Linked DNA regions of Homo sapiens: region 2 is linked to region 1. The links are chromatin contacts, found by Hi-C or POLR2A ChIA-PET in ENCODE. All regions are on one chromosome and are shown on one strand. The core of a region is the stretch at or near the end of the contact, and the rest is flanking DNA. Distances in the headings are between cores, read along the strand shown.

Region 1 (6,185 bases), core at 1,777-4,276:
CAGCCAGTTGGGAGGCTGAGGTTGGAGAATCTCAGCTGAGGTCTTCAATAGATATATATTGGCATGAATTATACAATTCAAATTCCTGTATGTTAAAAGGGATCTTAAAGATCACCCAGTGCTCCTTTTCCATTTGGAAGACAAGGATCCTGAGGTCTAAAGAAATTGCTTTCTCATGGCTGCCCAGCCATGTCCTTGGCCTTATTGGTCCTGGCCCTTCTAAGGCTACTACTCACACCTGCCTGTGTGCTGCTCTCCCGTTGAACTCCAGTCCCTCCTATCTGCACTTCTTCACTCTGCACCTCAGGGTATAGTTCTCAGGCTGCAAAAACCCCTTGGCAAAGTCCTACCCTTCCTTTGCCACTGGCTTCCCTGAAGCCCCCTCCCTGGTTCTAGGCTTCTCTCTAGACTGCAGGCAAATTCAGATTGGTGATTTTGGTTTCCTTCTGCTGAGAATCCATGACTTCCCATGAAGGATATGTTTCAAAATAATTCTTGAAAACTCGAATAGGAAAATGCTCACTAAAGAAATTTTGAAGAAGACACAAAAAGGTGATGTTTAGCTTTTCTGGTATTTCTTTGGGCATTTCTCCACTAGATCCCCTTCCTCCTAAGCAATAGGTTGTTTGTATTTTTTATTATAATCCTCACCTTACTCATTCAATTTTGTGTCCTGCTATTTTCCCTTTGTGCTCTTTTAGTGTAACTTTATGACAGATGGATTGGGAACAAACACACTTTTTAAAAGGAAACTTCTGTAGACTACTGCCACCTATTTATAAAAATAGGTTCTAGGCTGGGTGTGTCTGTAATCCCAGCACTTTAGGAGGCCAAGGCAGGAGGATCACTTGAGGCCAGGAGTTCAAGCCTAGCCTGGGCAACATAGGGAGACTCCATCTCTATAGACAAAAATTTTAAAATATTAGCTAGGAGTGGTGGCACACACCTGTGGTCCCAACTACTCAGGAGGCTGAGGTGGGAGGATCACTTGAATCTGGGAGGTCAAAGCTGCAGTGAGCTGTGATCACGCCACTGCACCCTAGCTTGGGCGACAGAGTGAGACCTTGTCTTAAAAAAAGAAAAAAACAAAAAAAAGGAAAATAGGTTTCTTTACTTTTTGGTAGTGCAAACAACAATGTGCACATTCAAGGCTAGTGTTTGGAGACAGGAGCCATGCTCCATATGCCTCTACATCTTCCAGTCTTCCCCACCGCTCCTTTGGGGGAGTTGGGGGTTGCATTCTCTGTTATTGCCAATGGGGCCTGTGTTTTCTAATAGTCTATGAGTCAGAATCCTTCCTCTGTCACCATATCCATATTCAATCCTGTCTTCTAGTCTCCATGATGGGAACTTGAGAGCCTCAGCACCATCTTGACCTGTCTGTCATCTCTTTGATCTCTCATTTACTGTCAGTCTGTTGTAAAACTCTGCAGCCTTGATACCTGCATACCCCATAACTCTGTGAAAGCAGGAACCGAGTCTTCCCATAAGCCTTAGATCTGTCTCTTTATCCCCAGTGTGATGTCAAGCATAGAGAAGACACTGATACATGTATGGTGACTGAATGAATGAATGCACGAATGAATGATATAATTGCAGTGCAGAGTAGTCTTCCCTTCTAGTGATTCCAAAAGCAAAATCAAGACTGGAATAGTAACATTCTCTTCAGTGCATTTACTACCACAAGTGCAGAAACAAACAATAGGAAACTGAGAATCAGAATGGGTTGAGATTTACCTTGGATGCAAATGATGGTTTCTGGTTTCTCAAGCCTCTTTCTCTCTCCTCACAGCCCACAGTCCCTGGGAATTACAAAATTCTTTTTATCATTAAAGAATATTAAATGGCTATTTTTTCTTTAATTAACTGTCCTTAATTTTGAGACCAAAGAAAAGGTTTATTTCCCAAGATAGCAGCAGCAAGCTCTGCTCTAAGGGAAAGCCCACATTTTTTATAAACTTTCCTTAACACCTCAAAATTTTAGTCCCAGGGTAACCTTGCTTGAGATGTAAAATTGCTATAAGTGAAAAACTACTTACTCAGCAATATAAAAGAATGAACAATTGATACATACCACAACATGAATGATTCTCAAAATAATTATGTTGAATTAAAGAAGCCAGACCCCCCCCATCCTCAAAAAGCATATATACTGCATGTTTCCATTTATATAAAATTATAGAAAATGCAAACAAATATATAATGAAAGAAAGGAGGTCAGTGCTTATCTTGTGGGTAGGGAAGGAAGAGCAGGGAGGCAGGGATGATAAAGGGGCACTGGGAAACTTTTTGGTGGTGATGGATGTGCCGGTGATGGTTGATTGTTGTGATGGTTTTGTAGGTGTGTGCCTGTGTCAACGCATATTAAATTTTATATTGTAAACACATGAAGTGTATTGGATGCCAATTATATGCCAATAAAGCTATTTTAAAAATTGCTTCTGGTGGAATAGAGTCTTAGTTTAGGCTGCTATAACAAACCACTATGGACTGGGTAGCTTCAATAACAGAAATTTATCTCTCACAATTCTGGAGGCTCAGAAGTCAGCAGATCCAGTGTCTAGTGAGGGCCCTCTTCCTGGATTAGAAATAGCCATCTTCTCTTTGTATCCCCACATGGCAGAAACCAGAGAGAGAGCATCTCTGTCATGTCTTTTCTTATAAGGGCTCTAATCCCATTCAAGAGGGCTCCACCATAATGATATAAAAACTTCTGGAGGCCCCACCTCCAAATACCATGACATTGGGGATTTAGGTTTCAACTTATAAATTTGGTGAGGGAGACACAAATATTCAGTCCATAGCAGAGTCCTGCCCATCACCCTATATGTCCTACCTCATTTTCCAGCTTCCCGCCACTAAAGGATGATCATCCCCGATTTTGTTCCTCAAGTACAATCGGTCTTTTGCCATGGTAGACGCTGAGATTTAATTGCTTCCTCTGGAAGTACAGAAACTATTTTAACCGGGCTACTGTTCCCTCCTGGTTAATTCCCTGAGCCTCCTGAGTGCTGCAGACAAGTTTGTCCTCTTTTTCTATTTCACACCATTTTAAGGGTTGCCTCCCTCACAGTCCAGTGGCATGTTTTGGATAGACAGCAGCCGATTGGGCACCTGTATTACTGTCTGTCTGGGCCATGACTCACCAGCCCCAATGATAACAATCCTTAGACCTTTGACATGTTTTCAGGATGCTTTTCAAAATACCTATTGGTTCCACAAAGGAAGCCCTGAGACAGTGAGTGACCCACCAGTGTTTGCCTCTTCTTCTCTTGTGTATTTCTTTCATTACTCTCCAAGGTGCTTTAATATTAGGTAGTTCCAGATCAGCAGTAAGAAATGCAAACAAATACCCTCCTCAGAAGTTCAGCATTATTTTACTGTCTTTGAAATATTTTCAGAACTTAAGGGAGAATCAGGAATGAGTCCCTGGAATTATATAGATGTGGGACATCATTGACCAGCTGAGGTAATGACTGTTCTTCCATCTTGCAGAAACAACAGGTCAAGGCTCTGAGTGGTTAAGTAAATAGCTAAGACCTTGAGCTAGAGCAGGGAGACTCAAACCCGTGCTGGTTTGTGGACAAGGGAAGAAATGGAGAGCAATTGTTTAGAAACGTTCATAGCAATATGATGGAATAGTTTTATGACATAATAACAAAAAAGTTGAGCTTGTATTTTATATGCCTGTTATTTTTAACTCTTTTCTAATAATTCATTTTTGTTTATTCTACAAAATTGAGGATTCATAGTAGATTGGAAATTTTAGAAAAAATCAGCGGGCCCTTTATCACAGATTTCTTGAGAAGCACTCAACTAATTTCATGGTCTCTGCAGGGCGGTTCTGGGTGCCTTCCTTCCAGTGAAGATCATGAGTACCTTCCTTCCAATGGAGATGATGGGTGAACTGTGGAGAGATGGAGACAGTGCCAGGGAGGAGGATGTCCCCTTCATCTCTGGTTCCTTTTCCTTTTCCTCCACATGCATCCCTGGAGAAGCACTCCACCAATAGCAAGCAGAGTTGAGACTAGAATAGAGGAGAATGCAGTTAGAGAAGGGCTTGGAAATGGCAAGGTTGGCAGGAAAAGCTTTGTGGTTATCACCTAGCATGCTGACTTAGGCAAATGCCCTGTACTCTGGACCTCAGGAGCAGGTGGAGGAAGCAGCTGAGAAATATCTCACTAGTTTGGAATGAAGCTGGAATTGTGAGTTCCACTATGTTTAAGACGCTCGTATAACCTAAGAGGAGGGAAAAAAAGGCTGCCTGTCATCACCCTGTAGTGTGAGGCTAGACATCGACATATTCCGACGGAGTCACTGATCAGAGGAACTTCCCTTTAAAAACATGGAGGGATCAGCACACTGCACAGGTACATTGTAGTGAAAAGAGATGGGATCAGAAAAGGGCTGAGCCTAAGATGGCCTCATTATCTGTCTTAAAATGGGGAGATCCAAGCAGCTGAAAGGCATCAGGAAGATGTCACCATCTCATTTCACAGCTGTCTCTGCTGGTCCCTGTTTGCTTTTGTTTCAGTAAATCGTAGTGTGAAGTAATGTTCATGTTCCCAGGGGACATGGAACAGCCTACTGCCCTGCTTGCCTTTGAAGCAGTTAGCTGACAACACCTTCACTATCACATCTTCTGGAGAGGTGGCAGAAAGAGATGATGCCTTCCTTTTGTTGACTTTCATACATGATTATATGTCTGGACACTCTTACTGACATCAATGTGCTTGTTGACTGGGAGGACAGGATCAGGTTGAGTGGGTTCAGGCTTTTTACTATGAGAAAAGCTTTTGCTCTTTACTTCGGGAAATGAAGGAAACACCCAGCCCTCTTGCTTGTTTGTTAAATTAAAGGGTGACTTCTGCATCGTAAACTGCCCTGGAATATATCTTGGTTTTGACTTGGGTAATGATGCACACATGCCTCAGTGTGCCTGCCCTGTGGCCTTATTATTATTTAGTCTGACATGTTGGGATTTGGGAGAGGGTTGAGATTAGAGCTTAGGGCTTATGTTGGTTAGCACCATCATGGGAGGAAGGGCCTGCAGCATGGTGAGCTACAGTCAAAGAGAAGCAGAATTGGAAACTCAGCTACCTTTCCCTCTTGTGCTAAACCCAAGTTTGTGACAATGCAGTCAGAATTAGTTACTTTCGGGGAGGATTTGCAATATCTGGACCCAACTGCAGTAGCAGTAAAGAGATTGACAAAGGAGGGCAAGCATAACATGTAAACTATTCCCAATGAATGGTTTAGAAACTCGTAAAGCCAAACTGGCACTTTCTAGGGATGAAGTGACGGACCTACCGCGACTAGGGAGACCAGGCTGTGGTTCTAGGTGTTTAGCTCTCCCAGTTTGTCTGTCCTGAAATAGCCAGAAACAAAATTCAACCCAGTGTCACTGCTCCCCAAAATTTACAATCTTATTGGCTAATAAGACTGGCCCAGCATGAAACAATGGTAATAAGTGCAGATTGTGGCCAAGATGACAGGTAATAGAGTTGTGTCAAAATACAGGGGCTGACGTGGGTCAGAGGAGACAGGGAAGGCTCCTGGGAAAGTTGGACTTGAATTGGCACTGAGTCCTTCCCTCGTTTGGATTCAGATGGGGTTTGAGTCCTAGATTCACCAGGACTTACTTTGAGCAGGTATATAAGATCTCTGAACATCAGCATTCTCATCTACAAGATGGGGAAAATAGTAACAATGTCCTAGGCTTTTTGCGAGCATTAAATGACATAAAGTACCTAGCGATTAAGTGGTCAGTAATGTTAGATCATCCATTACTTCCATGGCTACAAAGAATTCCCTCTTTCTGGGACTGGCTCACGAATCTGGCCACAACATTCAAATTTGTAAGGCTGCTATTTCTGCCTGGGGTGAGGTGCCTGGGTGGTGGTGGGAGTGGGGAGTGGTATAAACAAACCATGAGCTGCTTTTCCTAACTATGTACCCAGTTCCCCTAACTGAATTACAAGTGTCTCTTTTTTTTTTTGGAGACAGAGTCTCACTCTGTCACCCAGGCTGGAGTGCAATGGCGTGATCTTGGTTTACTACAACATCTGCCTCCCAGGTTCAAGTGATTCTCCTGCCTCAAGCCTCCCAAGTAGCTGGGATTACAGGTGCCCGCCACCACACCCGACTAATTTTAGTATCACAAGTGTCTCTTAAACTAGAAAATC
Region 2 (6,185 bases), core at 1,273-3,772, 89 kb before region 1:
CTCTACATTCTCTGACAACGCGCCTGTTTCTGTAAACATTCTCACCACGGGAGTGGAGCTGGAAACACATGTGCAATCAGCAGCCACAGCAGCTACAAAGGGGGTTATGAAATCCGCGCAAAAATAGCCTGCTTGCCCCATAGGCATGCAAAGCAGCCAACTAGCCAGGGAGAACGTGTCAGGCGGCAGATTTCGCTCAGTGTTTCAAGAGGCTTCCAGTGACCTGTCATACTTAGGGGCAAAGGAGCTTAGTGCTGGACAGAAACACCCGGAGGGGCTCTGGGCCTGCGGACAGAGCCTCCTGTGCAGCTGTGAGCGACAAGACCTCCTCCCAGGGAGGCAGTACAACTTCCAAGAGATGCCAGCCTCCTGTCCTACCTGCCCCGCAACTCCTCAGCCCTGGTTTAAACTTTTACTTGAGCCGGGCACGGTGGCTCATACCTGTAATCCCAGCACTTTGGGAGGCCAAGGCGGGAGGATCACTTGAGGCCAGGAGTTTGAGACTGGCCTGGGCAACATGCTGAGACCTCGTCTCTACCAAAAAATACAAAAATTAGCCAGGTATGGTGGCACAGGCCTGTAGTCCTAGCTGCTCAGGAGGCTGAGGCGGGAGGATTGCTTGAGCCCAGGAGTTCCAGACTGAACCCTGGATGACAGAGAGTGAGGCCTTGTTTCTGAAAAAACTTCTATTTGAGTTAAAACTTTGAGGTCACGTAATGTTACTGGAGGCAAGAATCTAAAAAGCCTGGCTCCTGCCCTTGGAACTTAATGCATCAGCTGGCTGGCCCTTTGCAGGGTTGGGATGGTGCATCTCTATAGAGTGAGGGAGTGGGAGGGAAAAGCACTTTGGCTGGGATGCTGGGCGCAGGGCTGGCAGATATGTGTTCACCATCTGCAAGGTGAAGGGGTGAGAAATGAGACTTGCTGTGAACAGGGGGGTGCACTGGGTGTCTTCTTTCACCTCCAGCTCCTCCTGCTGCATGACGTTTAGCCCAGTCACTTTGGGCCTCTTGCTTCAGCTTCACTACTGAGTGGGAAGGTGCTCTCTCCCCTGTATTTCACTCCTAAAGAAAGAGGAAAGGATCACCAGTCAGGTGACTGGCCATCACCTCGTCACGTGTCCTTGAAGTTGGAATCTCAGTCAACTCAGAGAAATGATTACATTACTGAGTGCCGTCGCAGAGGTCCTGGGGATATTTTTGTCAATAGAGCCCTTTGTGACTGAAGAGACAGGGTGGGTCATCTACATTCTGTTGGGGAAGACCATGGGGCTAGAAGTCAGCAGATCCAGGCTCTGAGCCAGCTCTGTCGGGTTACTTTCTGTGTTACTGAATGTCTCTGCTTTCCTCAGTTGAACAAAGCAAAGATCTGTAGCCCAAGAAAGGCCACTGGGCAATTGTAATGGCTAGGCTAGGGCAACAGAATGTGCTGAGGGCAGCGTGGAAATGGTGGCCAAGGCACTAAAGACCAGCTTTCTCTTTCATGGGAGCCTGAAATGAACCCTCTGCCACCTCCCTTCCCCACCCATAGATTCCTTTCCCATTTACAGGCAGCTAGGTTGGCCTTGGCCTGGACTGGGTTTCTGTTTTGTCAAACTAACAGGTTTCTGCTGGGAGGAGGGCACTGGCGGAAGTAGCATAACTTATCTTTGGTTTAGGGGTGGAACTTCGGTTGTTTCTCCAGGCACGTCATGTCTTGGCTTGGACCATCCCTTGCTAAAGCACTGTGCTTCACATCCTTTTACGGGAAGTACACGACCTTCCATCTCCCCGCAGGTGTGGGCTGGACCCACAGGACCCAGGCAAAGCCTTTTAGGTGGGTATCCTATTCAGAGGGCCAGCCAGGGACCCCATTGGCCTATTCCTCATAGTCCACACCTGTTTCCAAGGGGCCTCTTTGAACTCAATGACTTTCACTCTTTCTTTTGGAGTCATTTTAGGACAAAGGGAAATGAAATCCTGGTCCTTCAGTGACTTGAGCCATATCTTAAAATTGGGGTTGGGAGGGAACAGAATGGCTCCCCCAAGTCCTGCTCTGGGAGTCAGTTGTTGCCTAGGCTGGGACTCTGAGCTAGTACCCATCATACACAGCATTCCGATTTCTCCCTGTAGCATCCTGAATCTGTATATGCTTTGGGAGCCTGGGGTGGGGAGAGGCCAACCCCTGTCCCTCCATCACACTGTACTTCAGAGAAACCTGTGGAAGATAAAACTACCATTGTGGCTCCTTCCAAGGAGCTTTGGTAAAAAGGAAAGGTATCTGTTTCTGTAGGGATAACACTGAAGTGGAGTGTTGGAAACTCATGTTTCCAGAAAGCTTGAAGGTTTTGACCACCCCAGATGCTTTCTTCATGTTTCACACCAGGCAGCTTGGGCGTGGAGAGCTGCCTCCACCAACTTGGCTGAGAAGCCCTGGCAGCTGCTCAGGCTGAAAATAGTAGGTGCTTCGCATTTTCATCGCAGCCTGAGCAGGGCCTCACGTACACACACCTTGGCACGCAAATGTGGGCGCAGAGATTGTTCCAGGCATCGGGGCCGTGTTCACACATGGCTGTGAGGTGAAGCTGGAAATAGGCTCTGGTAGCCAAGGAAGCAAAGGAGCTGAGGGCCTCTACCATGTGGGGCTGCCATCTCCTTCCTGCAAGCAGCACGGAAAAGGACCTGCCTGAGCCTCAGTGGCCAAGTGTCTTCACCCCTGTAGCCCAGGACAGGCTTTAGAAAAAATGAAAAACAGGTTCATGATGGTTATTTTATGCAAAACCTTTGGAATTCTTCCTTTATCTCCAAATACAAATATTTAAAGTGTTTAAATCACTACAAGAAAATAAAAATCTAAAAGCAATCTGTTAAATAGACTGGGGATGTTGGTAGGGAAAGCAATAGGATCTCCTCTCTGCTCTTGGTGCTTGGGGCACCTCTCTCTTGCTTTTCTCTCACTTCTTGGCTGCCATTTCCCAGGGCCCTGTCCTGGGCTCATCCTGGCATTGATCAATGGCTCTGAAAACATAGGACAACGTAGCTTCAGATATTTAAAGCAGGTATAAGATGTGCCGGAGAGTATCTACAGCATCCATCTCTCTCTCTCTCTCTTTCTCTCTCTCTCTCTCTATCTCCATCCATCCATCTACCCATCCACCTCTTCCTCCCTGTATACTTTCCTTGAGAAAATAGACTCTATTAGAAAGTTGATTTCGTGCAATGCTCTAAGACAGTTATTTTTTATTTATTTTCATTTTCCCCATCATGTTCCTCAGCCAGGAGTTTCAGTGAGCTAGTCGAAAGTGCACCAGCCTTGATGAGAGATGGGCTTAGCTTTGAATCCAGGCATGCTATATGTAGCTGCAGAGTGTTGGATAATTCACCTAAATTCTCTGAACTTTGTAAACTGAGAGTAACTACTTTGCAAGCCTTCTGTGAGGTCCCAGGGGGACAGTGTGTACAAAGCACCAGGAACATATTAGCACCCAGTGAGAGGTGACTGCACCATTTCCTTCATGTTGTAGCATTTTTGAGACTCCTAGTGAAAAGAAAACATCACAGATGTACAGAGAAAGGACTGGCCCAGGCACAGCACACACCATCAGCTCATCATGCCCAACCAGTTTGACCTTGGGTCACTAGCAAAATGCCTCTGTAGAAGGGTGCATGTGGAATGGAGCTGGGCTACGGTGCCATTCACTTCTTATGCCTTTTTTTTTTTTTTTTTTTTTTTTTTTTTTTTTTTTTGGTGAGATGGAGTCTGGCTCTGTCACCCAGGCTGGAGTACAGTGGCGTGATCTTGGCTCACTGCAACCACCGCCTCCCGGGTTCAAATGATTCTCCTGCCTCAGCCTCCCAAGTAGTTGGAATTACAGGCACCCACCACCACGCCTGGCTAATTTTTGTATTTTTAGTAGAGATGGGGTTTCACCACGTTGGCCAGACTGGTCTTGAACTCCTGACCTTAGGTGATTCACCTGCCTGAGCCTCCCAAAGTGCTGGGATTATAGGCATGAGCCACCGCTCCCAGCCTCTTATGCCAATTTAAGTCTGCTTGCAAATAGAAGTGGGACTAAATATATAATACAAACTTAGCTAGAGTCCAAAATTGGAGTAGAAGTTGTTGAAACAGTTTCCTTCATGTAATTGTTATAAACAAAGTATAACAAAGCTATTCATTGCCCACTTTCTGCAGGGTGTATCAACCATTTTAAATCTGCCCTCAAAAGCACAGAACAAATCAGACAGCATTTTGCTCACAGAGGAGAGGGTGTATGAGAACCAAATTCCAGCTTCAGCACATGGCCTTGGGTAAGTCATTTGCTTTCTCTACACCTTAGCTTTCTCATCTGTAAAATAAGAATGGTGATATGATAGTAGTAATAATTCTACAGGCCACATGTGTCTCATACCATTATAATAACGATCAACCGAAGTCATGTATTTTAAAGCCTTCAGGAAACTGTGAGTGTAAGGCATGGTTATCTCACCTTGCAGGAAGGTCTTGAATCCATTCCAATAGCCTTTATTGGATGAGTGGTTTCTGGTGTTGATTTGTGTGCTTGAAAACATGTAGAAAAAGGCTGTGGGCAACATTTCTATCAGGGGTTGTGAGGTGATCGTAGGCAGGTTGCTTCTCAAGGGCAGATGATGTAAGGATGAGAGGGCCAACTATGATATCAGGGGATAGACTCAGGATTCCTCCAGGCCTCGATAACTTTAATCCTCTCTACCTTTGTCCTCCCTCCCCTCAATATGCGGCAGTCTCTGTCCCTTGCATGAACACAGGCTCCCTCCTCTTGGTTACTTTCCCCATTTATTAACTTCCTGATCTCTTGAACAAGGTGTCTGCAGCAGTCTGTGTTCACCAGATGTTCTATGTGGTGTATTGTTTGGGTGAGGCCGTGGAACTCATTCTAGCAGATGAACCATGAGCAGGGGTGATATGTGTGGCTTCCACACTGGGGCAATAAAGAACCAATGTCTTACTTCCCTTGTTCTTGCTTCCTCTGCCATGTGCCCCCAAAGGTACAGCTACAAGATGGAGGAAGCTATTTGACCTGCATCAGACTTTACGTGAACAAAAGGTAAGCCTTTATCATGTGAAACCACTGAGATTTGAGGATTTATTCTGGGATTGCCACATAGTTTGGCCTGTCCTGACAATAAGCGGGACATGCCTTGCTGCTTCACTCCCCCTCACCCCACCTGCTCCTCCAATTTGTGTAATCTTGTGTCTGCCCTCACTGCTTGGAGAAACGGCTACCCTCAAAATTTACCAGTGACCTCATCCTTATTTAGCTACAGACTGCTGAGTTGCCTCATTCACTTAAACTCTTCTTTCTCTCTTAATCTTTTACTTCATTATTTTAAGCTTAATAAAAAGTAATCCATTCTCACTTTAAGGAAATCTCCCCTTACCTTCCCAATTATTTATCTGCTTTTTGTTCTGTTTCCTTTTCTCTTACCTCAAAAGGCAGGTTTCCCCCCAAAGATCTGCCTCTGGCTCTCCTCTCTTCTCATCTCCCCACTCCCCCAGGTGCTTCCATATGCTCCTGTGTGCTCCAGCGGTTGGCTCGTTTGCACAAGGCGGCATTCCTCACTCTCAGCTCCAGCCTAACGTTTCCAGCCTCTCTAGATGTCTGCCTGGGTCTGCAGCCCACTTTTGGAGATGACTGTTCAGAACTAGACTTATCATCCTTTCTCCTTTTTTCCTTCTTCTTCCTACTGTGCTCCCTTTTACTTACTGTCCATGGCACTGTTATCAAATTTCACCCAGGCTTGACCCCTACATTTTCTTTTTGACTTGGTCTTTTCCATTCTACCACTCCCTTATCTAATCAGTTATTGAGTGCAGTGGATTCTTTCACCTGGTCCCTTCTCTGTATCTCCATTACTATTACACTACTTGTATGTATGTAATGGCATTGGGAGGAGACTAGAAAGACACATGCTGGACTGTTGACCATGGTTAGTTCTGGGGAAGAAAATCCATGGGAGTGGGTGGAGACGATGGGGGCCTTCATGCTTGAAAATGTGTTATTCTGTACTTTTAACATACTTTCTAGCAATAGATTCACATATTAACTGCATAATACAAAGGCAACTTTAAAAAATAAGAATGGGCTGCCTGTGATGTAGTGAAGACTTCGTAACTGGAAATCTTGGAACAAAAGTTAGATGACTTAGCATTAGGGATGTCACAGA

Evidence for each region. Hi-C counts contacts between places; a loop is a spot of excess contacts on that map. ChIA-PET counts read pairs that join two places held with the same protein, here RNA polymerase II (POLR2A). Pooled maps may share reads with other maps.
Region 2: a map of Right ventricle myocardium inferior shows a loop between it and region 1 (8-fold over the local background). The contact joins the enhancer-like site here to the promoter of EGLN3-AS1 in region 1. A Hi-C loop is called at or near these places in 1 of 168 maps with a recorded cell type or tissue (Right ventricle myocardium inferior) and 4 of 50 pooled maps. POLR2A ChIA-PET finds 5 or more read pairs at or near these places in 3 of 52 experiments (BJ, OCI-LY7 and activated naive CD4-positive, alpha-beta T cell).

The regions. Positions count from the first base shown.
Region 1 is chr14:34,036,822-34,043,006 of GRCh38, reverse strand. EGLN3-AS1 (EGLN3 antisense RNA 1) reads right to left here and starts at 3,026. Exons shown (of 3, transcript NR_184209.1): 1 at 2,837-3,026; 2 at 1,738-1,802. All of the region lies in intron 5 of LOC102724945 (a long non-coding RNA gene), which reads left to right. RefSeq lists a silencer at 90-384.
Region 2 is chr14:34,125,133-34,131,317 of GRCh38, reverse strand. It overlaps LOC102724945 (a long non-coding RNA gene), which reads left to right. Exons shown (of 9, transcript XR_001750942.2): 3 at 4,174-4,289; 4 at 5,007-5,065. Among named protein-coding and RNA genes, the nearest start is that of EGLN3-AS1, 88 kb to the right of the region's middle. Within about 2 kb of position 2,522, at least 4 of the 41 ENCODE cell types and tissues checked have a DNase peak (open chromatin) inside an H3K27ac peak, as active enhancers do.